7 separate regions of the Mus musculus genome follow, and regions 1, 2, 3, 4, 6 and 7 are each linked to region 5. The links are chromatin loops, found by intact Hi-C in ENCODE. Cell type or tissue: left cerebral cortex. All regions are shown on one strand. Region 1 overlaps Rgs9 (regulator of G-protein signaling 9). Region 2 has its middle 12 kb from the start of 1600015H23Rik. Region 3 holds the start of Fam20a (family with sequence similarity 20, member A). Region 4 has its middle 19 kb from the start of Gm39441. Region 5 has its middle 15 kb from the start of 1700023C21Rik. Region 6 overlaps Gm45916 (predicted gene, 45916). Region 7 overlaps Prkar1a (protein kinase, cAMP dependent regulatory, type I, alpha).

Region 1 (4,000 bases), 620 kb after region 5:
CAAGAAGGAATTTAGTGGTGAGTTCTCTTTCCTTCCTTCCTTCCTTCCTTCCTTCCTTCCTTCCTTCCTTCCTTCCTTCCTTCCTTCCTTCCTTCTTTCCTCCCTCTTTCCCTTCCTCCCTCCCTCCTTCCCTCCCTCCATCCCTCCCTACCTCTGTTCTTTCCTACCTTCCTCCTTCCCTCCCTTCCTCCCTCCCTTTCTTTTAATTCCTCTTCTCTCCCTCCCCTTCCCTCCTCTCTGAGACAGGATTACGTGTAGCCCAGGCTACCTCTTGGTTCTTTTGACTCTCCATCCCAAGTGCTGGGAACATGCATGAGACCCTCTACTTGGTGTTAAAGGGTGCTGAAGCTCGAACCCACAGCTTGGTGGGTGCATGGCAAAGACTTCAGGGACTAAGCAGCCCCTCCTTCCAGCACGAGTCTTTTAAAAAAAGTTACTCTCCCTTTCATGGCCAGCCTAGACTTTTAGGAGTTTTGCAGTGGGTGCTTCCATACCTTGTTAAGGTCTAAACAGGATCTCCTGCTTTCCCAGGAGTAAGAGTCTAACCTGGGTCCAGGACCTTCATTTTCCATAGGCTCAGAAAGTCACTGCATTCTGAGGTGTGTGTGTGTGTGTGTGTGTGTGTGTGTGTGTGTGTGTGTGTGTGTGTGTGTATAGCACCAGGGAATGTTAACATCTTTTCTACAATCTCCTTAGCCTCACTCACAATTCCCAGGGAATTCTCCATCCGTTCTTGGTTTCCCTCATTTCATTGCCCAGAGTTCTTCTAACCCATTTCCCTGGCCTCTGGCCCTCTACCCTCACCTAAGTACATCTTCAAAGGCCAGGAAGCTGAACAAGCTAAGCTTCCCAGGCTCTTTGGAAGTCCTATTGCCTTTAGCTTAGATGTTCTGTAGATTCAACCCAACCATGCATATCTTTTAGATTTATTTTATTTTACACACACACACACACACACACACACACACACACACACACACACACACCCACACCCCAATATGTATTTCTGTATACCATATGCATGCAGTGCCCATCCAGGCCGGAAGGGGTGTCATATTCCCCAGAATTGGAGTTACAAAGGGTTGTGAGCGGCCATATGGGTGCTGGGAATTGAACCGATCCTGGAAGAGGAGCCAGTGCTAAACCACAAAACCATCTCCAGCCCTGCACAGATATGTTAAACTCGTGTCCACCCCGGACCCAGATGCCTTTTTAATTGGACTGAGTTGCAGTCGCTGTGGTCTTGAAAGCTTCCTTGGTGATTGAAGTGTAACCTCTTGCCCTGGTTTCTTCCAAGCCTTCAGAGGATGCGGGCTTTAGTGGAGGAGGTCTGTCTCTGGGTGTCTCATCCACTGAGAAACATCCGGGAACACACTGAGGCCGGATTAGAACCAATTACACGTTCAATTTCTTTGCCACCTTTGCCGACAAATTGGCTTTTATGCGATTTATTTTATCTGTTTGTCCATTCCCATCACCGGGGAGCTCCGTGATTGGGTTTGAGACTCCAAGGCTGATTACCCTAAAGCAGTTAGTCTGGGGCCCTGCTTCTGAAGCGAGTCATACTGGACGTGCTTTAGTCTGGATGGCGGCCCGATACAGAGCATTGCATTAGAACATGGCTTGCTGTAAATCATTCTCTCTAAGCAAGCCAAATCGCATAAATGTAATAGCCCTCCGAAAGATGGATGGAACAGGAGCGGGCGCCTCGGCGCCCCGTGACTAAGTGGAAATGGTGCCATCTAGTGGACAGTAAGTAAAGTAGCATGCTGAGCTTCAGCCATGCATCCCTTGATAAAAGCAAGCATCTAGAAAATTTTCCTTGCATCTCTGAAACCGTATTATATAGTCAGTCTCCTGAGGAGCGTCAGAGGGATTCATGTATGAACAGGGAACACAAACCATTGGTTTTCTTATTTAATTAAAAACTTAAAACTTAGGTATGACCCATATGCGATTCATCCCCACCCCCACCCCCACCTTTAAATTGAAGTTTCATATAACCCAGGCTGACCTCAGATTCACTGTGTGGCTGAGGGTGAACCTGACGTCCAAGTCCTCCTGCCTCTGTCTTCCAAGTGTTCTGTTGTTGTTGTTGTTTGGTTTTGAGACAGCAGCTCTCTGGGTAGCCCAGGCTGGCCTCAAACTCGTGATCCTCCTGCCTCAGTCTCTGAAGCAATAGAATTGTGTAGCCCACCACCCTGGGCTCAATCCAGTGGCTTTGATGTCTTGCGTCATCTTATATATTCACCGAACCGTACAACTGCCAACACTAGCTAATTCTGTAACAGCTCAGGGAGGAATGCCTTACCCATGGTAGGTCATTTTCAGTTCTTCCCTCACCATGGCATGCTGCACACTCCTCTCCCTCAGTCTCCGTGGATTTGGGTATTCCACGTGCTTCTTGTGATGGGGACCGTACAGTGTGTGACCTTTTCTTACTTGGTGTTCTACACTCTTCTTTATGGCTGTATCAGGTCCATTGTCTGTGCGTACCACCTGTATTCATCCATCATGGGATTTTTTAGGTTATTTTTTTAAACTTATGTCTGTGGGTGTTTTGCTTGCAGGTATGTTTGTAAGTCTGTGTGCATGTCTGGTACTCACAGAGGCCAGAAGAGGTGAGCTGGTCCTCTAGAACTAGAGTTATAGATGGTTGTGAGCCACCATGTGGGTGTTGGGACTTGAACCTGGGTCCTCTGAAAGAGCAACAAATGCTTGTACCCATGGAACCATCTCTCCAACCCTTGAATTTGGCTTTGGGCTTTATGAATACTGCAGTGAAATCTTATATGTGTTTTAAGGTGTTTATTTAACGTTTTAAAATGAGTGTGTATAAATACTCCTGTGAGTGCATACATGTATATGTAGGTGCTTGAACACATGTCTGCCATTGAGTGTGGAAGCCTGAGAAATTGACCCCAGGAGTCTTCTTTGGTCATTCTCTGTCTTAGTCATTAGTCATGAAGTCAGGGGCTCTCAATTGAACCCAGGTCTCACTGATATGGCTGATATGGCTATCCAGCTGCCTCTACCTCCCCAAAGGGTAGGAGGATTACAGGTAGGCCTCTGTGCCCACCTTAATTGTTTTTTACTTAGTAAAATATATGTAACACAAAAATGTACCATTTTAACCATTTGAGTGCCACTGTTCACTGAGCAATCAATGTGTCTGGGTTTCTAGGATGTTGTCTCAAGCTGAAACTGTGTACTTAATTACTAACCTCCTATTCGCCCACCCCTCGGTGGCTGCCATGCCACACATGCCTCTCTTAGTTTGACAGCTTTAGGTTCCTCATGCCAGTGTAATCGTAGGATCAGTGTCTGAGCTACTTGTAACCTCTGTTCTACTCAGCATGCCATTGCTGTGAAGAGACCCCATACCACAACACCTCATAAAAGAAAGCATTTAATCGGCCTGGCTGACAGAGGTTAAGTCCCTTACCATTACAGTGGGGAGCACGGTGGCTTACAGGCAGACATGGTGCTGGAGAAGTGGCTGAGAGTTCTTCCAGATAAGAGCTCAGTCAGCCACTGGATTCGCAGTCAGCAGGAAGAGAGCGGCTCTGGGTGTGGAATGGGCTTTTTGAAATCTCAAAGCCCATCCCCACAGACACGCTTCCTCCAACAAGGCCACAAATCCTAATCTTTTCAAGTAGTAATACCCCCTGATGACCAGGTATTCCAATTGATGGTCCTATGGATGGGGGGGGGGTATTCTCATTCAAACCTCCATGATGCCTTCAAGGTTCATAGAACACCATGTTCTACCTTGCCGTCTGCTGCTGTGATAAAAACCACCACCACCCAAAACAACCTGTGGAGGAAAGAGTTTACCTCGTTCATATTTTCAGATCACAGTGCATCACCGAGGGAAGTAGAGGCAAGAAGTCAAGCAGGAGCTGAAACAGAAACCACAGAGAAGTACTGCTCATTGGCTTGTTTCCAGGCTAGTGTTTAGTTACACTTCTTATACAGTCCAGGCCCACCGCAGTGAACC
Region 2 (4,000 bases), 530 kb after region 5:
TTACAGGTTTGTGCTATCATCCCTAGCTAAGAGGATGTTATTAACTACTAGGACCGTGGGTACCACCTGATACAACTGCTTCCTCCTACATGCCTAAGGGCTTTTCTTGTACAGTCCTTGGTTGTTTTTATCGTTTGTTCTTATTATTTATTTATTTATTTTTAATTTTTTATTTTTGGTTTTTCAAGACAGGGTTTCTCTGTGTAGCCCTGGCTGTCCTGGAACTCACTTTGTAGACCAGGCTGGCCTTGAACTCAGAAATCCGCCTGTCTCTGCCTATTTTTGTTTTTAAGATGGGGTCTTAATATGCTTCCCAGACGGCCCTGGGTCCTATTGATTCTCTTCAATTTCTTGAGTAGCTAGGATTCCAAGTGGGTGTCTCTATGCCCTGCTTTTTAACTAATCTCGATAGCATTAATATTCAAGAGCTAGATGATCAAAAAGTTCTAAAAACAAAAACCAAACCCCATAATCTCAGTACTTAGGAGGATGACTGGAAGCCTGGGCTATATAGTGACATTCTGCTTCAAAAGCCATCAAAGAAACAACAGAGTTTAGAGGGTCTCATTATAAGTGGGAAATTCTAGCAAATAAATCAGTTGGGGCCGTTGGGGTGGAAAGAGGGAACGTGGGCAAAGTAAAAGAATGGGGTTGCACCCCCCCCCTCTCTCTCACACACACACACACACTATCAGATTTAAAGTGATTTTGAAATGACATTGCTTAACCCATCCAATGGGGTTCAAGTTTGAATTCAAGGACATTTGATAACCTGGGTGAAGCGGTATTTCCCCAGCTGTGGGGATAGCAGGTCAGTGGCTGAGCTGGACGCTCCAACTCATGACTGTCTGCCAAGTCATCTCCCTGTGAGTCAACCCGGCTTCTGAGTCGGCTTTCTAGGCTGTTATTCCAGCCCTGTAACGACGTGCAAAGAGGCCTGGGGCTGGGTAGGAACTTGGCTCTTGCACTGGAGTGGGACCCATATAAACCAAGGGATATCCATTTCCTGGGAAAATGTCCACCAACCCTCTTCTCACATCAGCTGTGTCTGCCCTACACAGCTCAAGTACTCAGCCCTGGCAATGAAAAGTGGGCATATGGTTGGTCTACGGCTAACAATCCTAGGCTCAGACCTGCGGAATTCCCATTGTGTCTGAGATCTAGCTAGTGTTACAAACTGTGGGCATTCCTATACCACTATTAATGGTTTTAATATTAATAATAGTGACAACTCAGATTTACTGAATCTTTACCTATTTATCTCCCCCTAATAACTCTATAAGTTTGTCATTAACTAGCTTTATTTTATTTTATTTTATTTTATTTTATTTTATTGTTGTTGTTGTTAGTTTGTTTGAGACAGGGTCTTAAATAGCCCAGGTTAGATTTAAGCTCCTTATGGAGCTGAGGTTGGTTTTCAGTCCCTGTCCTTCCTGTCTCCAACTTTCAATTACTGGAATACAGATATACATCAATATGGTCAGCTGACTATTTTGTCGTATTGGAATTAAGGCGCAGAGAGGTTAATTATCCCATATCTCACAGACTGTTGGTAAAAAGCAGCTGAGATTTAACCTCAAGTTAAATGATGGCGGAACTCCAACAGTCCTCATATTAGTGTGTGTGTGTGTGTGTGTGTGTGTGTGTGTGTGTTTCCCAAAGGGGCTTGGGAGTGTGGCTTCGTTGATGAGTATGAACTTAGCATGCAAGAGACTCTAGGTTCAATCTCCCTAGTACCAGGTAAGGCGGGAGGTGGTGTGAGGGTGGGGTTCGGCTGCGGTGAGGTGTAGGATGAGTTCCAAGCGCTAAAGGACAAATATTACTAGGAATTCAGCACGTTCCAGGCATTTTTCTGTTCAGGAATACGTTTTCTCCGTGAGCTTAAAAAACAGGACCAAACGAAGCCTTCTTCGCGCAGCTATTATCTGTGATCCTTGCTGGAGCTCCTCCACCCAGGTAGTAAATCCAGGGGTCCAGGGCCAGCAGGGAGGTGAGCCATCCCGCCAGTCAGGTGTCATTTCCATATCCTGACTTTTCTCAGTTTAGAAGAGGATGCAAACTATTAGGGAGTTTAAGTAATGGCTAACAGTTACTCAGTGACTTAGGGACAGGCTCACCAGGGAGCCAGAGTCAGTTCACATATCGCTTTCACTTTCTCTGACTTCAGTGGTGGGGCTCAACTTTCAATCCTCTGGACTATTTTGTTTCCTTACAGGGTCCAGGTGGAGCCAGATGCCGCCCCCTGGTGGTACTTTGAGTCTGTGCTAGGCATGCTAAAGTGAGCTCGGCGCTGCCAGCTGATTGGCTGGCGTGGGTTCCAAGTGCTTTGCAAGTGCAGATGCTATGGGCCCCAGGCGGCAGCCACAGCCCTGCCCCTCGGGGTTCGTTTTGGCTTGTGAACTCGGGGGGGGGGGGGGGGTGTTTCCCGTTTCTCTCCTATTCGTGTTGTGGTCGTGAATTCATCCAGGATCCGGGAGGATGGTTGGATACCTACTGCGAGGTCCTCACCTGGCCCTCCTGGCAGGTGGGCGGGGATCCACTCCGTGGAGTGTCCAAGGAAGACTGGGTAAGGGCAAGGGGCATCCCTCTGGGTCGGTCCTCCCTGTCTGGTGTGATGCTCGATAACACTGTGTAAGTATCCAAAGGTGCCTCTTGGCCCTAAAGAATCAGGACCTGCTGGGTAGAATGTGGGAGAAACAGAGCCTGCCACCAGCCTCAAAGATGGGAACTCTGAAACCCACGTGTTAATTTCATAGCACCCATATGTTACCCATATTTGAGAGTAAAAACATGGTTAATACCTTGACCACAATACCCACATAGCTCAGAAGGCCATGGTCACCATCTTCCTCTGGCTGGATCAACTTGTTTGGGTTTGAGTCTAAAGGGTTTGAGTCTAAAGGTCAGGTCCTCGCACCAACCTCATCCTGTGCTGTTTCCTCTTAGACAGTTAACCCGTGTGCTCACGGACCAGTGAGAAGTGAAAGGCTTGTAACTGCTTTCTTAAAGACATCCCAGGCTAACGTGACCCATCTAAGACAGCTTAAAGGTGCCCAGCCTCGAGTGATGTAGACTGATGGTGGACTAGGTCCCACCACAAAGACCCTCAGGTGTCCCTTGTCTAATGTGATGTGTTTGTGGGTGAGCCAGGCTCTGTGGGCCAGCTAGCTGCAGAGCTGAAGGTAGGCAGTATAGATAGATACCTTTAGCATCTGCCCAGATGTGACACCAACCCCCACTCCCGGTGCCCCAGGAACAGGACTGTGATGCATCCAGATTGCCAAGGAGGGTCAACCTGCAAATGAGCTTAAACGGAGCTACTGGAGCAATCTAAAGCTTCCCACCGTGTTAGCTGGCCTTTGGTTTTTTGATACAGGGTTTCTCTGTGTAGCCCTGGCTGTCCTGGAACTCACTCTGTAGATCAGGCTGGCCTCGAACTCAGAAATCCACCTGCCTCTGCCTCCCAAGTGCTGGGATTAAAGGCGTGCGCCACTACTGCCCGGCTGCTGTGCATTTCCTACTGTTTACTTGTTTGTTCCCCATGGCTTGTCCAGCTTGCTTTTTTATACTACCTAGCACCACCTGCCCAGGGGTGGTACCACTCATAGTGGACTGGGCTCACCCACATCAATCGCCCATCAAGAAAAAGCCACACCATTATACCCACAAGCCAATCTCAGTGGAAATCCCTTCCTTCCGGGTGGTCTCAGTTTCTATCAAGTTGACAACGCAAACGAGCCCAGGTGCCATGGTGGATGCTCCAAGGATAGAGGTAGTGCTTATGGGTAGATACTTCCTTTATCCTGTGTGGAGCGCCAAGAATGGATTCAGAAAGGGCTGAGCGGAGGCTTTACTGGGTGCTCCTGACGGACGTGAGGGTATTGTGAAGTCAGGGAAGGTGACATGAAGGAGAACCATGAATGTTCCAAGAGACCTGTTCCAGGTCAGTTCTTGCTTGGAACCACATAGCTGTGTCCCGTGGACAGTACAGTTTCTGAAG
Region 3 (4,000 bases), 140 kb after region 5:
GATGGATTTCCAGTGGGAAACTGAAGCCAACAACAGGTCATGGAAAACCATTTGGAATAGCTTCAGCATTCATTGAAAATATGTAGCTGAGGCTAGTTAAGGGAACCTGGGAGCCCAGACATAGAGAAGCAGAGAAGCAGAGCTCATATCTGAAAAAGAAAGAGATTTTGGAGAACACCTTGAAAACAGCAGCTGGGTGACCAATGGTACTCTCTTGCCCTGACTTCACATTCACTTCATCTCTGACTTCCATGCCCTTGACCTTTCTAAGGTATGTACGTTCAGATAACCTTCAAGCAAGTTAGAAAGAGCATTTACTCTACTGGAGCCAGATGAAAATGTCTGCCGAGGAGGCATGAGCCCATTGGCTGGGGATAATCAAAGTCACGGGGCTTACGGCATCTTTATCAGTCTAGAAACATGCAAGAGCTTCTTATCGTCGATAAGGCACCATTGATCATTACCTGGCTTTTTAGTCTATGGGCCGTGATGCCTAATTAGACAAAGCAAAAGTTGCAAAGTCTCTCAGAAACTGACCGCCTGTTAGAATTTAATGCTAGATTTAAAAAAAAAAAAAATAAGTCCAAGCCCCACAGGTCTCTTAAAGGCTCTGACCTCGTCCGGCTCCTGGGAATTGGCTGCGGATGCTGGGTCTTGAGGTTTCCTAGTTGGACTCAGTCTTAAGGAATCTAGTCCTTTTCTCTGGTGTTTTGTATTTCCAGTGTTTTTCTGTGGTTTGCCGTTGTTTGTTTGTTTGTTTCAAACCATAACGAGTCTCCAATCTGATCTAGTGCTTTACAAGAAACCAGAAGTACTCGCTACAGCCAAACCCTGTCTCATAGTTGTCTGGCATGAGTTAGGGATATTCTGAGCACTATGTATACTTGAACTCATTTTAAGCCTCACGATGAGCTCATGGAGTAAATTCTCATTGCAGGATGCTTAGGCAATAACTCAATTAGTAATCTTCTTGCTGTGCAAACACAAGACTACTCTCCAAGACCCACATGAAAATCAAGCTAGTGTGCTGGCAGACGATTGTAATCCCAGCAATAGGGAGGCAGAGACTGGACGGTCTCTAGGGTTCACTGGCCGGTCAATCTGGTCCCAGAGAAAAAACCTGCCTTAAAAGCATCAGTGTGGATCAGTGGCTCCTGAAGACTAACACTCAAGGTTGACATCTGATCTCCCCAAGCACACACACACACACACACACACGGGCACACACACGGGCACACACACGGGCACACACACGGGCACACACGGGCACACACACGGGCACACACACACACGGGCACACACACACACACACACACACACACACACACACGGTCACACACACGCACTTCTATCTAAAGATGAGAGGACAGCAGCTGCCACAAGAAATAGTTGACCAACTGCCGGGAAAACTCCAGTGTTAACCCACAAGCTACAGTGTCTCAGAATGGAGACTCCAGCAAGAACCTGGAGATCCTTAACCAATGAAATTAGCATACATAGGCGCTTTGTTGCCCAGGCAGGCAACAGCTGGGGGGAAACAGTCTTTTCCTGAACATTCTCCAGGGTGGGGCCACCTCTCCAGGCAGACTCGCATTTACTATGCTCCCAAATTATAAAACAGAGAAAGCCAAGGTTTCAGGGCTGCCCTCCCCTGATCCTCAGAAGGAAGGAACACGGGGTGGAGAAGTGTAAATGACCTCACAGGATATCAGGAGAAAGCCTAAGTAAGCGGGTCCTCCAGTGATTCATTTGGGTGGACTACTTTCACACCAAGCTACATTCAAGAGTTCGGAGTGGGGTCATTTGGGGCCCCTCCCTCCCTGCCATTTCCTCTTTTCAAAGTACTGGAAGATTTGGAGTCAAACTCCATCCAAACAGGAAATCACCCAGGTTCTAGGTTAAGGGGAGTGGGAGGGGCTCTTATTTTTTAAAGGGCAAGCTATTTTTGTGCACCACGTGAGTATCTTCAGAGCAAGTGCCTACTATGTGCTGGTTGCTATGAATCCAGTTTATGCCCTGCAGCGAGTATGCTGAGAAATGAAATCCAAACCCCCAGACACACATCTGGCAAAGCTTACAGAAGAAAGGCTTTTAAGGGTTTGCATTGTCCCCCCCCAAAAAAAAAAACCCTAAAAATGGAAATGAAAGGCTCAAGTCCACCTCTCTTGGGCTCACCAGGATGTGTATGAAGAGCCCTGAGCAAGGAAAGTGGGGACAAAGAGGAGGAGCCGGAGGAGAGGATTGATGACAAGGTGGAAGGGCAGAGCCGGCAGCAAAGGGATTGGGAGTTTGGCTGGCAAGCTATGCCAGAGGCAGGTGCCAGCTAAGAGTGGGCGGAGGTGCGGGCGCCAGGCCAATCCAGGCAGCGGGGAGGCTCCGCGTTACCTCTGCCTCTAGGAGTCTAGGCGCAAAGACAAGCTCGCCCTGAGTCGCCCCTGCTTTGTCAACTCTGCGTTCCCTCCGCTCCTGCCAGCCCGGGGCACAGGAGTCCCTGCCGCCTGCAGGAGGAGCCGCTGGATCTGTCTCAGCAGCTGCGGAGAGACAGCATCCTTGGAAGAGACGCCCCGGGCTACGCAGTCTCTCCAGCCTCCTCCTAGGGGGCGAGAGCTCCTTTGCGCTCCCTCCAGTGATCGCCCTCTACACGGCCACCAGAGCCAGCACTCCTCCACGGGACCTCCCCACCTGAGCGGTCCCTGGCAGAGGGGGTCACAGGGCAAAGAGACTCAAATAACAACCGGGTAGCCAGGGAACCCCAACCCTGCCTCTCTACTGGGCAAGAAAAGACGACGCTGTCAACACTGTGAGCTTCCTGCACGCGGTCCCCAAGTTCAGGGAAGACACCCTTCCAGGAAGAGCTAATCCCCTGTGTGAGCATTCCAGCCTCCTCCGGACTCCAGGAGCTTCTTCCGTCTGCACCCCAAGTGTTTCCCGGGTGTCCGCTTGGGCCATGCCCGGGCTGCGCAGGGACCGCCTGCTGGCCCTGCTGCTCCTGGGCGCGCTCTTCTCCGCCGACCTCTACTTCCACCTCTGGCCGCAAGTGCAGCGCCAGCTCCGGCCGGGCGAGCGCCCCGCCGCCTGCCCGTGCTCTGGCCGCGCCCCCTCCGCGTCTCTACACTCAGCCGCAGCCTCCCGAGACCTTGGCACAGCCTCGCACAACTTTTCAGGAGCTTTGCCCCGGGTTGAGCATCCCAGCCGCGGCCACCCTGCCCCGCGCTCTAAGCTGCAGGCCCTCTTCGCCCACTCGCTCTACCAAGTCCTGGAGGATCCGCCTCTCCTGGGACCCGAAGACTGGCTCCTGGCCAGCCAGGAGGCGCTGCGGTATTACCGGAGGAAGGTGGCCCGCTGGAACAGGTGAGAACCCTTCCGAGGAACCCCAGCACCGGACTCCCTAGCATGACCCTCCAGGTCCTGGCTACCCATGTCCACTCCCACCCTGGGCTGTGGGAACTTCACTCTGCCGTCACAGCCTGGCACTAGGCTTCGATCCCCATCTGGACGCCCACCAGCTGTAGCAGGCCTTAGATTTCTGAGCAACAGCAAAGAAATGCTCCCAGCCACTCCCCTCGAGTTCCTGGGTTCTCTAGCCAGTCAGTTTCCTGGTCCCAATGCTTTCTCGGGCCTCTTTCGCGCTGTCCTGCTGTGGACAGCTGCTCTGGGCCTGCTGTTTTCCAGAATGAACTTTGCAAACAGAGAGCAGGGCTGGCGACACTCAGCTCTGCTCTTTGGTCAGATCTGACTGTCATATCCCAAAGACCCAGTTTCCCCCCCCCCCCCCCCCCCCGTCCCTGTCCCTCTGCTCAGGGTTGGAGACCAAAGAGGTCAGCTGGAGCAAACTCTGATACGGCCAATCCCTGTTGCTCATTAAACAGGGCCTGTCGGGTGTTTAGGCAATGTTCCAAACTGAAGGCAATTTATCATCTTTTATTATTGTGATGATTTGGGCTGAGGCTACTGGAGAGAAAGGGGTTCGGGGTTCGGGGTTCGGGGGCTGGAGGCCTAG
Region 4 (4,000 bases), 540 kb after region 5:
GTATAGGATGGCCTGCTGCATCAGCAAAGACCAATTCATTGTGATCGGGTTAGGTTCTGCCCCCAGGCCTCAGGAGCCACACTCAGGAGTTCCTGTGGCCTCAGTCTGTGAATTGTATCTTGGGTATTCTGAGATTTGGGGCTAATATCCACTTATCAGTGAGTGTTTACCATGCATGTTCTTTTGTGATTGGGTTACTTCACTCAGGGTGATATTTTCTAGTTCCAGCCATTTGTGACAGCAGATGCTGGCAAGGATGTGGAGAAAGAGGAACACCCCTCCCCAATTGTTGGTGGGATTGCAAGCTGGTACAACCACTCTGGATATCAGTTTGGCGGTTCCTCAGAAAATTGAACATAGTACTACCTGAGGATTCAGCAATACCACTTCTGGGCATATACCCAAAGATGCTCCAACATATAACAAGGACACTTGTTCCACTATGTTCATAGCACCCTTATTTATGATAGGCAGAAGATGGAAAGAACCAAGATGTCCTTCAACAGAGGAATGGATACAGAAAATGTGGTACATTTACACAATGGAGTACTATTCAGCTATTAAAAACAATGACTTCTGTCATCATTTTTAAGCATGCCGTTGCTGCTGATGCTCTGCAACTTGGTAGTTCCCATTCTCTCTGCAGGAACAGAAGCTGGATAGGACCTTGGAGCATGCTCAACCACACCTCTTATTTTACTGATGAAGAGCCCAAGACTTGGAGCAGGTTAGTGGCATCACCAATGTCACACATCAATGAACAGCAGACCCTGTGTTTAATCTGTTGTGTCTGGATCTTTTCTCGTCAATGATGCTTGTATTTTGCTTGATGGCTGCCATCCGAGGACTTCCTGCCTCACTTTTTTTTTTCCTTACCCAGAAATGTGAATAGTTCTCACCTCAGATTGCCAGTTGTTGCTTCTGATTTTCAAGCTGAAGTACTCAAGTCTGACCACCATCTTCAGTCTGTGGTTTTCTCCCACTTGCCCCCACCACTGAGGTGACAGGAAGGAATGAAGGTGTTGGCCTTGACTCCGTGGTTGGCTTTCTCTGACGCTTAGCAGCTTCAGACTCTAGTCCGTCCCGGGCTCATGGTGGACCCAGGAGACTGCACCTGTTTTCTGGAAGGACACTAATCGTCACCTTCCTTAGGGTGACTGTGTTTCTCTTAGTCTCTGTCACTCATGGAGATGGCAATGCTGAGGCCACAGGAACTCCTGAGTGTGGCTCCTGAGGCCTGGGGGCAGAACCTAACCCGATCACAATGAATTGGTCTTTGCTTAGTGATGCAGCAGGCCATCCCTTACACTGAGAGGTACTGTAATGATAACTAATGCTATGGACCAACTTGATTAGGCAAGCGGATGACAAAATAGCTGAAGGGAAAATACTTTTGGTGTATTGTTATGCACAGTCTGGAAAAGGATCTACAGATGCCATATTTTCAGTCCCGGAATGAGTGAGTTTATTAAGTATAAGCAAGAAAAAGTAAAAGACTAAATGACAAGCGATAGGTAGTAAAATGTCATCAAATTGGGCTTTCACTTTGTCTCCTCTATATCCACCTCCAGACACTCCAAACCACCCAGCTTTTGCACAGTTGCCTCTGCATCTCCAACTTTGCTGTTGAGGCTCCCTCTGCTGGAAGGCTCTGTGTCATCTTTCCGTCGCTACTTGCTTCCTACCCTTCCCTTCCTGTCCCCTTTCTTAATGACAGGATCTCAGGCCAGGGAGGTCTTTAGATTACTATGTAGCAGGTCCTTCCAACCTTCCTGTTTCTTCCTCATGAGCTTGCCTGCTGCTGGGATTATCAGTGTGTGCTACCACATTCAGCTAGCTCTTGTATTTCAGACTAGTCCCAAGCATCATTTTTCTTCAGCTGTTGTTGAGTTGCTTCCATTCAGAGCCAAACCATCCCTGCTGTGCATGGGGAGGTAGGTTGCACTTTGATTTTAGGGGGTTCCTTGAGCTTCCAGTAAGCATTACACTGTTGTGTAGACCTTTAGTGTAATGCTGAACATTTGCATTCCTTGTGGGAGTCTGCAGTCTTGGTTTATGGCATGCGCACTGTGCCTTTATGGTTATCTCCCAGTGAAACTGAGGCCCAAGATACTGAAAACCTTTCATATAGACATTTCACAATTATGTGACCCATCGGCCAGGGGTTGAGTTGTATCCTGCCTGATTCCACTGAGCAAAGACTCTTGGAAGCTTGTATTCAACATGGCTTCTAGATGGTCCTGTGTGCCTTTCCTCACTGTTGAGTTTGCTTTGTGCCCTTCCACAGTGACATCATAGCCACATGAATGACTCTATGCTGAATCCTCCATAAAAGTCACGGAGCTGGCTTGTCTTGGGACTCTCCACTGCACGTACCACACACCTCACGCAGATTTCTCACATCAAATTCTCACACTTTCCAGTACATTTATTTATGACTCACTTTGTCACAAAGGGTGGGTCTGTTCTATCCACCCTTGTCACTCCTCAGTTAGCAGGACACTGGGTTCTGCTGCTCAGCAGAGGACAGGCTCCCATTTACACAGACTAGGAATCACCTCCAGAAGCCACAGTTGCCACTGAAAGTTGCCCTGGAAGGATGTTAGAAAAGGAACCTGACATCAGTGCAGATTTGGGCATCTCCTTGAGCCCTTGTGGCAGCTGTCTGTCTATCAAGACATCTTCCCTCCAGGTGCTGACTCTGATACAATGAGATCCATATCAGGCATATTTGGAAGCCAGCCTGGCTTAAATGTCTCATTCCCCAGCCTATCAATTTCTTCTTTTTTTGGAGGCAGGGTCTCACTGTCTGGCCTTAAACTTACAGAGGTCTGTCTGCCTTTGCCACCTAAGTGCTGGAATTAAAGGCATTGTGTCACAGTGGCCAGCCACCCATATTGTTTTGGTAACCACCATATGGGCACAACTTCCACAGATTATATCCTTACACCTATCAAGATGGCCAAAGTCTTTGGCTTTGGGGGGGATGATACTTATTTGTATGCATGCATAGATATATGCACATGCACACACATATGCCCAAGCATTCATGTGATCATAGGACAACATGTAAGAATCTGTTCTATTACATTGGTTCCTGGGATTGAACTCAGCATGCCAGGCTTAATGGCAAGTGCCTTTATCCACCGAGCTGTCCTGCTGACCCAGACATGGCTTCTTGCCAGAAAGTATAGTTCTCCCACTGTACTGGCTGGTTTTGTGTGTCAACAGAGAAAGGAGCCCCCCTTGAGGAAATGTCTCCATGAGATCCAGCTGTAAGGCATTGTCTCAATTAGTGATCAAGGATGGGAGGGCCCACCATGGGTGGTGCCATCCCTGGGCTGGTAGTCCTGGGTTCTATAAGAAAGCAAGCTGAGCAAGCCAGGGGAAGCAATCTGGTAAGCAGCATCCCTCCATGGCTTCTGCATCAGCTCCTACCTCTAGGTTCCTACCCTGTGTGAGTTCCAGTCTTAACTTCCTTTGGCAATGAGCAGCAATGTGGAAGTGTAAGCTGAATAAACCCTCTCCTCCCCAACTTGCTTCTTGGTCAGATGTTTTGTGCAGCAATAGAAACCCTGACTAAGACACACAGTGAAATGCAGTTGACCGATTGTGCCATGAGTAGTCTGCTTGGCAACAGAATTGACATGTATCGATAGCCCTACACCATATACACATGTGTATATGGGGAACACTAACTGAAGTCTGTGAATTGAAGGGGAAGAAGAGGAGGAGGAGGAGGAGGGAAAAGAGGGAGAAGAGGAAGAAGAGGGAGAAGAAGAGGGAGAAGAAGAGGGAGAAGAGGGAGGAGGAGGAGGAGAAGAAGAGGAAGAGGAGGAAGATGAAGAGGAGGAGGAAGAGGAGGAGAAGAAGAGAAGAGGGAGAAGAGGGAGGAGAAGAAGGAGGAGGAGGAGAAGGAGGAGGAGGAGGAGGAGGAGGAGGAGGAGGAAGAAGAAGAAGAAGAAGAAGAAGAAGAAGAAGAAGAAGAAGAAGAAGAAGA
Region 5 (4,000 bases):
TAAGAAAAGAAACTTAGTTACTTGGGCTCTTTACTCTTTGACTGGGGCGTCTCTGACTGGCCTGAGAGGCTCCAAGGAGCTCAGTAACCCTTCATGAGCCAGAGAGAAAGAAATAGGATAAAAAGTAAGCCATGCCCACCCGCGCGCGCACACACACACACACACACACACACACACACACACAAAACCATCAGTTTCATCAATTTCACAAATGCACATGCATAGTTACATACATGCACATATACCTACATATGTGTGTACATGCAGACACATACATACACACACATATTTACAGATATGTACATTTGGCGAATGGAGCAAAGCCACAACAGCCACACTATTTTTTTCCCTCTCAGCCTTTTTATAACTCCTTAGACAAAAGTTCTTTATAAAATTAGCCCACAGATAAAATGTTACACAAAAAGGAGTTACAGAAGGATGTCCGTAGTAAGTTCAAAGCAGTGTTACATTCTATAAGCTCATTATAAGTTCAAAGCAACAGTTTCCCATGGCCTTGCTCTATCATGGTGCATACCTGTGGCTTCATCCTTGCACCTGACCTAGAATGAATGTTTTTCCTTGATCACAATTCTGCCCCAAGCCTGTTTCTCTTTTTTTTCCTGTAATTTATGAAAGCTCATTGTGTTCCTAATTATGCAGCCTTTACTATTCTATGAGGAGTGGGTACATTCTATTCTTGATTCTAACTATATTACATCTTTCTGGCAAAACGACTAAAACCGTCTCCTTAAACTTTCTTCCTAAAATTATTTGAATCAAACCAGGAATTCTATAAAGTCATTAATTCATCTAAACAGCACTAATTTATGAAAGTTCATCTTCATGTTGATCTGCAGGAAATTTGCCCAATTGGGTGGGCTGGTGCCCAGGAATCATTGGGCTATGTAATAGTGATGGGAAAGTCATAACATCGGTGAGAAGCAATCCTGGGATGACGTCTCTGGGGTCCATGCCTGTCAGAGCTCACCTGTCACAGCCATGCAAAGTGGTGGGCCATCCTCAAAAAAAAAAAAAAACCTTACTTGGTTGCCAAGCTTCATGGCTTATGCCACAATTACATATGCCAGTCCCCCCCCCCAAAAAAAAAATCCCCTTAGCTGTGTTTCCTGTCTGCTAAGAATCAAAGAACAGCCTCCACTGAGCCCCCCCCCCCCAGGATAATATTCTACCCAAGCATGTGAGGCTAAAAGCCAGGATGAACCCTCTGAAACAGTGACCTAAAATAAAAGAAAGGAGCTTTTGTTTCTCCAAGTATTTAGCCACAGCAAAGAGCAAAGGAAGTAATGCATATAGGACCACCTGTTTCAAACCAAAGAAGATGCACATGTGAGTTCCATGGGAAAGTCTCTGATGAGCTGAGCCCTTCATTCAAGTCTAATGGGTTTGTGCAAAAAATAAAAAAGAAAGACATATCAATGTCTGTTACATCATTAGTACATCTTATCCCTCCTGCTATAAAACTCCAGTGACTTGTTCTCCAGTGGCTTCATAACTGATGCTGGGAAAACCCACTTGACATGAAGTGCTCTTTACAAAGTGGTATTGCTTCAAAACGGTAACCCTAGGGACTGAAGAGATGTCTCAGTGGTTGTGAGAGCATGCTGCTCTCTTGTGTGCCTGAATTTGATTTCCAGCATCCATGTCGGCTGACTTAAAACCACCTGCAACTCCAGCTCTGGGCCTTCGTGGGCACCTGTACACACACACACACACACACACACACACACACACACACACCTGTGAATATGTAAAAATAAAGATAAATGTAAAAATCCACAATAAATAGGACAGACAGATGGACAGACAGGATAGGATACATAGATAAGAGCTGTAACCCTAGTTTTGCTTATTGCAGTCGGCCAGCCCATCCCACTAGTTTCATGCTTGCTACTACCCACATATGCATGAGTTGCTTCTCTGGAGATCCCTAAGTGATGTACCAACATCCTACTAAAATCATCTTGGGATGCCACAGACCCACTTAGGCCCTGATGCCCTGCTTTCCTTGTAACAAAAATGAGCCAGTCCCATCATCCTATCTCATCCAAAAAGAATCGGCAGTAATCACACAGCCACACGGTGGCGCTCCTGCTCTATCCCAGCGAGCCAGGTTCTCTGGAGAAAAGATCGGATCCAGAGCCGTGTTTGCAGGGGTTTTCAAAGCTAGCAATGAATAAGCAGCTGCAGAGGCATACAATTTAAGCCAAGAAGATTGCTGAGGGCCAGTAAAGGCAAGTTTACAGTCTTTGTGGTCTAGAAAAGTCCCTGTTCAGACGCCGCCTCCCTTGCAGAAGCTAAAAGTAGTCCCACAAATTCCTCCAGGGAAATGGGAAACCCCTGGGCCAGCAGGAAAGGGCGTGGGGGGGGGGGGTGTCATTGTCGAAGTTTGACTATCCCATTTCTCTAATTCTCCCTACAGTAAAAGACAGCTGTGCCTTGCTGTGTTTTCTTTCTTTCTCGATCATCGAGGTTGCTCTAAAGACTGAGGTCGCCCAAACCCAAGATCTGTAGCCTGCTTACTTGCATGTTTTTGCACACCGGATATGACTCAGGCTGCGCCCAGGATGTCTGCTGCCCACAATCCTTTGGGGGACAGGATCTGTCTGTGCCTCTGTGCAACCGTTTGGTTTATCTGCTGGCCGTCAGAACTCTACCCTGTCATTTAAGCCCCGAACTTAGCCACAGGTCTCAAAACGTCTTAATTCATGGGTTTCTCTAAGTCACGTGATCTCAGTATGAACGGTTTAAAATGCCTTCAGGTTTTTACATTTCTGCTTTTAATGAGGAAACAAACAGAACCAGATACAGGAGTAAGGTCAATGCCAGAGTTAGAAGCCATGGCTTCTGGGGCTGAAGGCGTGGCTTAGTGGGTGAAGCACTTGGTGTTCCTCATGCGCACCTGAGTTCGGATTCTCCAGCACCCATGTAAGCTGGGCATTGAATTGGCATGGCCCATGATTCTCGGGGGGGGGGGGTGCGGGGGGGTACAGATGAGAAGATCCCTGGATCTTACTAACCAGCCAGTTTGGTTGGAACAGTGACTTTCAGGCTCAGTTAGAGACCCTTTTTCAAATACTAAGGTGGACTCATAGGCATCTTGCTACATCAGTCATAAAGGAATATTTTGGAAGAATCAAAGCCAGAGGTCAGGGAGGACCGGAGCAAATGTGTGTTCCGGACACGGTAGGACCACTGCACTGGTGAACTCACAGCAGCTGTGGTTGCCTGTACAAGACCTGCACAGGACCACGACAGTCAGCATTGCAGCATGGAGGGACTCACAAGCCTACCACTTACTAAGGAGCATGGGCAATAGATGGCTTCTGGGAGTGACAGACTCCATTTTTCTTTAAGGGTGTGGCCTCTGAGAGGTTGCCTAAGTTCCAGTGGATTGCCCATACCCATGAGTATGTGGGCAGCTCAAACTGCAACCAGTGGCTAAAAACAAGAACTTGGGAAGAGTTAGGGGAAGGAGTGAAGGGTGATCAAAATACATTGTATGCATGGATGGATTCTCACAAAAGAAATAAAAGTATTGTGTTTTCTAAAGGTAGGGAAGATTAAAGGTTAAAAGGAACACATTTGATGTCAAACACCGGCGTGCAAGGGCACACACATACACACACAAAGGCATATATATTCATGCACACACACATGCATATGCATATGCTCATATGCACACATATATACATGCATATATATGTTCTGGGGGCCAGCTCTGGAGCTCTGGTTCTCTCTTGAAGGTAGTGAGGTGTGTGGTGCTGGAGAGTGTTGGCAGGGGCAAGACTTGATCTTGCGAGAGAGTAGGGTTGCTTTCTATAATAGCATTTACCTATCTTGATTTTAAGTTACTCTGAGGGCAGAAGCTGCAGGCCTCTGGACCTATTGATACTTGTTGCTAACAGAGATGACTAGTGACTAGGTAAAGGATTTATTGCTAGAGCTCCCTTCTCTGGCCAGGCATCCAGGAGCCCCTTAC
Region 6 (4,000 bases), 410 kb after region 5:
GAAGGAAGGAAGGAAGGAAGGAAACAAGCAAAATTTGGTGCCAGACTTGGTAGCATGCACTTATAATTCCAGAACCCAGGAGACAAATTCAAGAAGATCATGAGTTCAAGGACACCCTGCTCTACACAGTGAATTACAAAGTGGAGGTAGCACCAGGCAGTGAGGTCCCTGGGGAGCACTTTGGGTCCTGTCACCTACAAGAGTAAAAATGAATTCAGCTGCCTGCCCACCATAGTCTCTTATCCCTGCTCCATGTGTCTCCAACATTGCAATGGCTCTGAGCACCCCAGCCCTGAACACTAAGCTCTGACAGACAGAAAGGTGTTGCTGTTCCTGGTGGTGGCTCACGCCCGTAACGCCAGCACATGGGAGGCTGAGGCAAGACTGTCACAAGTTCCAAGTCAGTCTTCAAAAAGAAAGCATAATCAATCAAACTAAAATAAAAAATTCAGGAGTCACGATAGGGGCTAAAAAGACAGCGAAGAGTGAAGCATTTGCAGCACGGCTTGAGTTTAACCACAGAAGCCCACTGTGACCTCAGTCCTTGGGTGGGGGAGTGCGGCTCAGCTGCCCGCTGGTCGAGCTGAAAGAGCAAACCCCTGGCTCAGTGAGAGACCCTGCCTCAAAAGAATAAGGCGGGAAATAAATCAAGGTACCCGATCCTGACCTCTGACATCCACACACCCAAGCACGGGAGAGCCCACCTTTACACATGTGCACCCCCACAAATGCACAATGGATCATCAAAGTCCCTTTTCTAAACGTGTATTATTTTGGTACAAGAGAGATGGCTCAGCAAATAAAAGCACTGGCTGCTCTTCCAGAGGACCCAGGTTCGAGTCCCACCACCAACACAGCACCTCACAACAAACGGTAACTCCAGTCCCAAGGCATCCAATGTCCTCTTCCGTCCTCTGAGGGCAGCAGGCAGAGATGCAGTGCACGGGCATACATGCAGGCAAAATACCTACACGCATTAAAAGAATACATTTCCATTGTATTTTATGCATACGAGTGTTGTGCCTGAGTGTCTGTCTGTGTGTGGCTTGCGTACAGTGTCTGCAGAAGCCAGAAGACCTTGTCAGATGCCCTGGAACTGTTGTTGCAGACACTGTGAGCATCTATGTTGGTGCTCAGAATGGAACCTGGGTCCTCTGGTAGGGCAGCCAGTGCTCTTAACCACTGAGCAATCTCTCCAGACCCTCACCAAAGTAATTTTCAGATCATAGGTGTGAAAGTCAGGCAAGATCAGGCAGTTGCCAATGCATTAATTAACTGATTTTTTTTTCCATGATGACTCTCTTCAGCTCATTACTTTCTGTCCTTGTATTTAGACCATGTCCTTTCTGTACAAAGGTAGGATGTGTGCCTCTGTCTAGTTGCTAAGGTTATGTGCCCTTTTGAGACAAATGTGTGTGTTTATACTATGTTTCCAAACCCTTTAGCAATTTATCTCTTTTTTTTTTTTGAAGCAGGGTCTTATATAGCCCAGGCTAGTCTTCGACTGCCTATATAGCAGGGGATAACCTTAACCTTTTGATTCTCCAGCTGCCACATCAGTGCTGGGGTTATAGACATAGTTACTGTGCCCAGTTTTAGGGAGTGTTGGGGATTAAACCCAAGGCCTGGTGTATGCTAGGCAGGTACTCTACCAAGTGAGCCGTGGTCCCAGCACACAGAGTTATCGTTTTCACTCCCAGCAGTACATAGCTTCAGGACATTATTATATCTGGGGATCAAATGGAAAATACATCGCAAGTCTGAGTTTCAATCGGCTAAATTCAAGTCGCTTCCAGGTATATATTACACATAGATTCTGTATTCTGTCCAAAATAAACTAAAAATCAAAATCATCAGAATTCAGTTTCTCTCTTCCTCCCTCCCTCCCTCCCTCTCTCCCTCCCTCTGACTTGTCTGGGATGGCCTTGAACTCACTATCCAGCCAAGGACAGCCTTGAACTTCGGATCCTCCTGCCTCCATCTCTCAAGTGCCAGGGTTACAGACCAGTACTACCATGTCCGGCATGATTCTTACTTTTAAAAGCTCCCACATTCTGGAGTTCATTGATAAGCCATCCCGTGATTAGAAGCCACTGCTTTGAAGCTTTAAACAGTCATCAAACCCAGCTCATACGAAGGCAATTCTAACACATTACAGGCTGCGCCACTCCTCGAGATACACAGAACACAGAGGATTGGGCGGCTGTCCTCTACAGATGTGTCTCTAACACAGGTCTGCCATATCCAATAGGTGGGCCAGCCACCAAGGCACACTAGGTCCCCCTGGTGTTCATTTTTATAATGATTCTAACCACACAAGGCTAACAGTTTGAGTTTTCATGCAAAAACAAAAAACAAAACAAACAAAAACCCTATGCATTAAAAGCCAGATTCAAATGACGTCAGTGCACTTGGATCCCTTCCAGGGGAATTTAGACAGCAAGTCTGGCGCCCCAGAACGTATCGCCAACGAGTATTGAGAGCGAACACAACCCGGGCCATGCGTGTGTGTCACATATATTCACCTTTCCTGCCACTCAGGAAGACAAACAGGTTAAGGACCCTAGCAACTTTTTTCCTTAGGATCAAAGATGAAGTCCCTCCTCTCCCCTGACTGTTAGTCCTGTCTTTGTGAATGAACTCCTGCTGTGTAGTACCCACAGCACAGTGAGCTCACTCTGACCCCTCTTCTAAACTACGCCAACCTATGCTGTCTGCAAATCCCATCAGGACTACTGTCTGTCTGTCTGTCTGTCTGTCTGTTTGCTTGTGGTTTTATTTCTCTGGGAGGTGTTATTGAGACAAGGTCCACGTAGCTCAGGGTAGCCTCAAACTTGCTACGAGGCAAGGATGACCTTGAACTAATCCCCTCGCCTCTGCCTCCTAAGCCCCGGGATTACAGGCTTGTTGCCCTGACACCTGGCTCTTCTTTCTAAATATATCCAGGATCCGACTGAATTGCCATCCCTGCTTCTCTCTCTGAGCCAAGCTAAGGTCATCTCAACTGCATTATAACAATGATCTTCCAGCAACACCCTGACACCTCCTAAAATTCCCACACAGCAGCCATAGTGATCCTTTCAGAGCACACACTAACCACAACTCTTCAAGGATGAACCCTAGATAAGCCACATGGTGCTATTACTTTCTCCTCTGGTACAACTATGCCGACCACTGATCAATTCCCCCATCCCCACTCCTTGTTTCCTGGGGTGTTTAAACTGCACGTACGCCCGTGCACCACATACATGCAGTGCCCGAAGAGGCCAGAAGAGGGTATCGGACTCTCTGTTCCTGGAGTTACAGAGGGTTGGGAGCCGCCATGTGTCCACTGAGCCATCTCTCCCTTCAGTATGAATATGCTATATCCTTTTAATTTGCTTGATTCCAAATTTCAGCCCTAAGGAGGCATTCCTAACTGTCCTGTTAAAAAGGATATTTGGGACTGGGGGGCATGGCTCAGTTGGTATGAGGCTCACCTAGCATGCAGGAAGCCCAGAGTTCAATCCCCAGTGTTGCATAAAACCAGACGTGATGGTACATTCGTGTAGGGCGAAGAGTTAAGGCCATCCTTGACTACAGCAAGTTCGAGGTTTCCTGGACCACGTGAGACCCTGGCTCAACCCCCAATTTGCTTCTATTCTTTTACTCTGACTATACCATAAGAGCATTGGTTTCTTCCTCTACTTTCTCTCTCTTCCTCTAAAAAAACACTAGGGAAGACTTTTCTTTTTTTGTCTCTGCTATATCCTGAAGGGTTTGACAAGACCTAGCACATAGCCCCTGGTATTAAAACATTATTAAGAGACTAAACCATGTGAATGAGTGAGGTTTATTATCTTTCACTGATTGACAAACCCCTTTGTTATATGAGTTTTTAAAAATGGTATCTAGGGTCTGGAGAGATGGCTCAGCAGTTAAGAGCACTGCTTGCTCTTCCAGAGGTCCTGAGTTCAATCCTCAGCAACCTAATGGTGGCTCACAACCATCTATAATGGGA
Region 7 (4,000 bases), 190 kb after region 5:
ACCAGCAATGTCACTCAGACTTGTGCATATGTCCAAGGACAGACAGGATGACTGAGAACAGGTAGTATTGTTTTGGTCTTCTGAGATTGGAGTTCATGTACACCAGGCTGGCCCTGAATTCTTGATTCTCCCGCCTCTACTTCCCAAGTGCCTGGATTAAGGCACGAGTCACCATGCTGGTCTTGTAGTGGATGGTTCTGATTCATCCTAGCACCCCACGTTATGGGCACACAACCCCAGAACCCAGTTTGCGAAATAACCTTGCCTCTATTCACCCTAGAGCCTTGCCAGTCCCAGACACTACCCTGCAAGACATAGGTCTGCAACCCTCACGAGCATGCCCCTCCTCCAATGTGTAAGGATGAGAACTATAGCTCTCAAGAGACAAAACCACATCATCTTGTGGTTTAGACTTCTTCCAAAATGTATAGCATCACACCCATTTGTGAAGTCAAATTTGCTGGGTGCTGTGACTCATTCCAGCAAATCCCCACCCTTGAGTGGCTGAAACAAAGAGTGTAGAGTTGAAGGCTGGGCTGGGCTGGGCTGGGCTGGGCTACAGGAGAAAAAACAGCAAAGTCAACTCTTTACCAGAGAAAACTGGTTCTAAAGACTTCCCTCTCAAGAAGGCCCTTTTGTGAGGCGCAGCTTCCTGCAGCAACATCAACTGTTTCTTCTCTTCTCCCATGTCTGGGAAGCACAAGGAAGCCACACTGAAGATTGGGGGCTGGGGGGGACAGGCACTGTCAGATCAAAGAAAGGATGGTTTGGGGCTCTCAGCCAGCCTGGCTCGGGCGAGCTGCAGTCCATCTCCAACATGGCCTCCCTGATGCAGACCAGTCTCTCGAGACTCTGAAATCTGCTTTACATTTCAAAACCAAAGTAACTCGGCTTGATTCTATGATGGATAACTATATAGGCTACTTTTAACTATCTGTTTTTCTAACAACAACAACATAAAGCTAAGAGCAGCATTTTTCAAAAGCACCAGAAGACAAAAACATTCCATTCTCAGAGTGTGGAGTTCTTACAGCTTACGCACTCTGAATCATTGCTCAACTTCCCATGGGGAAAAAAAATATTCTGAGTCTATGTGAAAACTTTCCATGTTACCACTGGCAAGCAAATAAAAAAACCAAGACTGTGTGAACTGGTAGGGATCAGTTTGGAGGGATATGCCACAGCATTCTCCAAATGCTGGACCTATCTAAGGATAAGTCAATTCTCTTATAGGGAGCAATTCTGTCCTATTAAACTCCTGGCCTCTTAACTGGTAAATTATTACTGCCCCTAGGAGAAGTATGAGGTCAGGTTCTTAGGATTCTCTAGTCTAACTTCACTGACCCATTACTACAGAATCTCATCTTGTGTGGTAAAGATCATGTCTTTACATTGCTGGTTCTTTAACACTGCATCTGTCTACTGCTGCACGTTCACAGTAAGAGACAGCTTTCTCAAACTCAGGAACGCGAGTCAGCCCATGAGCACTATCCTGGGAGGCCTTCTAAATACCGAGTGACCTCATCAACAGCAGGCACGAGGGCCCCCACACAAGCGTGGTGCAGGAGGCCCCCAGGTGACATGGCCACAGATGAGGTGAGGCAGACCTCACTCAGCCTCGGGTGGGAAGGCAAGGGATAATCACGTTTTTCTCTGCGAGTGCAGCTCAGGTCCCAGAGGGCTTCTGGTGTGGCAGTCTCGGGGTCACACTTACATTGTACCAAGTAGGGAGACACGCAAATGCAGGATCTGCAGACTGAGAAACAGCTGCGACTCATCTGAGGTTGGCAAAGCTGAGCATAAAGAAAAAGCTCTCCATCTAGTGGTGACTTTTTTAAAATCACAAAGCTACTTCTTGTTCTTACAGGGACTCATGATGATGTCACAGTTCTAAAGTTATGCCAAGAAACAAATTTTAGCTGTGTATGTACACAAAAATGATGGTTTCTACAGAAATACCCCAAATGTAAGAAGGGAGAGATTTGTGTTTCCCCTTGGCAGATGTGATGGAGGGCAAATTAAATGGTTAGCATGGTTTTGGTCCACCCGGAAGTGCACTGGCAGGGCTTTGCCAAAGTTCACAAAGGGTCCAAATCTTTGAGGTTGGAGACAAAGTGACGCCACTGCCATTGTGCTAATTCAATTTCAGAATGTCAACACAACAGTAAACTGCATCCTGGGCCAAGTTTTAAAAGAAGGACATGCAGCTGGTGAGAGGAAGGGACTTCTGAACCTGGCCAGGCAGAGCTTAAGCAGCAGAACTCAGCCACTCTCCAGCACTAACTCCAGCTTCCCTGCGTGTGAAGATCCCAGTTATCACCAGAGTAACTCATGTGCTCACTCTTCAAACTCCAGGAAGAAACAGAAACAAATCTTGATGTGTAAGATCCTCAAGCAGCTACAGGTGGATCTTGTAAAACCAGGAGTCCAATCCAGTCTGTGAAGCCCTAAGGCACACAGACAGGTCTGTCCTGTGAAAACAACGCCATGGCTTTGGACAGAACCTTCCCCTTCCAGAGCTTGTTAGTGAGTCTGTCCCACACCCATAAAAGCAAGGTTTTGAAATCCACCCTTTGACAAACTGAATTGGAATGTATTTTAAAAAAAAATAAATACATTACTTTTTCAAAATTCTAATCCCAAAATTCACTTTCATTCTTTCCCACTGAAATTTTGGGGAAAAACAGAGGAAGAAAAGGAAGAAAGGAAGAAAAACTGATTCGTTTAAGAATTTAAATTATTTCATCTTTTTTATTCTGTGACCTACCATTGAGACAGTCTGTAACAAAAGAACAGCGATTAGATTAGCACAGAGTATATCAGACTAGTGTCCAGGAAACAGCAACTGTCCCTTTGGCCAGCTCTGCTTTCTCAGCAGATTGCTTAAATTCGCCCACCCATCCAGAGACAATGGTGCCAAGAGTCCACAAAGACACAGTATGCCAACCACGACTTCTGACTGATATTTAAATTGCACAAAGATAAAGCTTTAAATGTGGTAATTTTTAAATTTAGACTTATCTTGAAAAGTCTAAGAGTAAAACGACAAAAGGGCGTAACTTGTAAGCTAGCATGGAACTCTTAGAAAGCAGGTGTTTATCTCCGTACAGACCAAGGGGGTATATACACATGAAATGCATTTTATGGCGTTCTACATCATTCACATACATACATTTTTGGCATTTAAACAAATATCAAATTAAGCTTTAAGCTAGTAACATAATTTTTATTTTTTTAAATATAAAAAAAGATAGCCAACCACAAAGTAAGTACAGAAAACCCTCATTTAATATAGATTATGGAAGTTTTAGATATGGCAACAAGGTAGCTTTCTATCCCATGCTAAAACCTAAATGAAACTTTTTCCCAAATTAGTAACAATCTAGAAGCTTTTCAATCTACCAAGAAAAAAATCTACCATAACCAACAATTTAAGTTAACTGGGAAAGGGAGGGAGGGAATTATTAATCAGAACCACTTGCACACACATGAAAACGCAGTCACTCCCAAATAGAACCCGACATTATACAGAAATCACAAGATAAGTGTGCCTCGTTACGAACTGTGAATTTTGTTTAAAAAATAACAGTAATAAAAATAAACTGTTGGGTTATCACTGGAATAATGTAACACATAAGGCTGGAAAATACTGAAATACAGTCAAGAACACAAGTTTACTTTAAACACACACACACAAACAAAAAACAATAAAGAAAGTTTACCAGAGAAATTCAAGGTTAGACAGGAAAAGGCAGGACTCAGCGGGGTGGCCTTTCAGACCACAACACGGTCACACCCCACCACTGTTCCTAACAGAAACCCAGGGGACAGACCCAGCTTCCTGCTTCTGGACACCTGACCGCCATCCACCTTCAGCAGCACTGCCTCCATCCCCTTCTCTCTGGAGCTTGCTCTATTTGTCTATTCTCAGTAATTCCAACGCCCTAGTCTGTAACTGAGGGCAGATCACACGAGTTAACCACGGTTAACTCCCCAGAGT

What was found. Hi-C counts contacts between places; a loop is a spot of excess contacts. Peaks named below come from ENCODE experiments on the same cell type or tissue, not always from the same donor. Only the 100,000 strongest peaks of a DNase experiment are listed, where the experiment ranks them.
Region 1: a loop joins it to region 5, with 4 times the contacts of the local background. A loop is called at or near these places in 17 of 42 quality-filtered maps.
Region 2: a loop joins it to region 5, with 5 times the contacts of the local background. A loop is called at or near these places in 7 of 42 quality-filtered maps.
Region 3: a loop joins it to region 5, with 6 times the contacts of the local background. A loop is called at or near these places in 6 of 42 quality-filtered maps.
Region 4: it touches region 5 in a loop (4-fold over the local background); 16 of 42 quality-filtered maps call a loop at or near these places.
Region 6: it touches region 5 in a loop (14-fold over the local background); 34 of 42 quality-filtered maps call a loop at or near these places.
Region 7: a loop joins it to region 5, with 8 times the contacts of the local background. A loop is called at or near these places in 38 of 42 quality-filtered maps.

Annotation. Positions count from the first base shown.
Region 1 is chr11:109,242,470-109,246,469 of GRCm38, reverse strand. It overlaps Rgs9 (regulator of G-protein signaling 9), which reads left to right. Exons shown (of 19, transcript NM_011268.2): 13 at 1-17. Among named protein-coding and RNA genes, the nearest start is that of Gm39440, 25 kb to the right of the region's middle. In left cerebral cortex, a CTCF peak has its summit at 1,742 (motif pointing left); a DNase peak (open chromatin) is centred at 1,640; H3K4me3 peaks cover 316 bases.
Region 2 is chr11:109,329,772-109,333,771 of GRCm38, reverse strand. No RefSeq gene overlaps it. Among named protein-coding and RNA genes, the nearest start is that of 1600015H23Rik, 12 kb to the left of the region's middle. In left cerebral cortex, a CTCF peak has its summit at 2,235 (motif pointing left); a DNase peak (open chromatin) is centred at 2,247; H3K4me3 peaks cover 830 bases.
Region 3 is chr11:109,720,663-109,724,662 of GRCm38, reverse strand. It overlaps Fam20a (family with sequence similarity 20, member A), which reads left to right and starts at 2,425. Exons shown (of 11, transcript NM_153782.2): 1 at 2,425-3,351. The coding sequence starts at 2,948. In left cerebral cortex, a CTCF peak has its summit at 2,466; DNase peaks (open chromatin) are centred at 2,404, 3,124 and 3,510; H3K4me3 peaks cover 2,029 bases; H3K27ac peaks cover 1,895 bases.
Region 4 is chr11:109,314,747-109,318,746 of GRCm38, reverse strand. No RefSeq gene overlaps it. Among named protein-coding and RNA genes, the nearest start is that of Gm39441, 19 kb to the right of the region's middle. In left cerebral cortex, a CTCF peak has its summit at 1,641 (motif pointing left); a DNase peak (open chromatin) is centred at 1,640.
Region 5 is chr11:109,858,918-109,862,917 of GRCm38, reverse strand. No RefSeq gene overlaps it. Among named protein-coding and RNA genes, the nearest start is that of 1700023C21Rik, 15 kb to the right of the region's middle. In left cerebral cortex, a CTCF peak has its summit at 2,109 (motif pointing right); DNase peaks (open chromatin) are centred at 2,119 and 2,572; H3K4me3 peaks cover 227 bases; H3K27ac peaks cover 686 bases.
Region 6 is chr11:109,444,069-109,448,068 of GRCm38, reverse strand. All of the region lies in intron 1 of Gm45916 (predicted gene, 45916), which reads right to left. Among named protein-coding and RNA genes, the nearest start is that of Gm45916, 6.0 kb to the right of the region's middle. In left cerebral cortex, CTCF peaks have their summits at 2,298 (motif pointing left) and 3,254 (motif pointing right); DNase peaks (open chromatin) are centred at 2,286 and 3,319.
Region 7 is chr11:109,668,383-109,672,382 of GRCm38, reverse strand. It overlaps Prkar1a (protein kinase, cAMP dependent regulatory, type I, alpha), which reads right to left. Exons shown (of 11, transcript NM_001373913.1): 11 at 2,720-4,000. It also overlaps a transcript of Fam20a not described here. Among named protein-coding and RNA genes, the nearest start is that of Gm39443, 16 kb to the right of the region's middle. In left cerebral cortex, a CTCF peak has its summit at 1,821; DNase peaks (open chromatin) are centred at 476, 1,807 and 2,093; H3K27ac peaks cover 1,545 bases.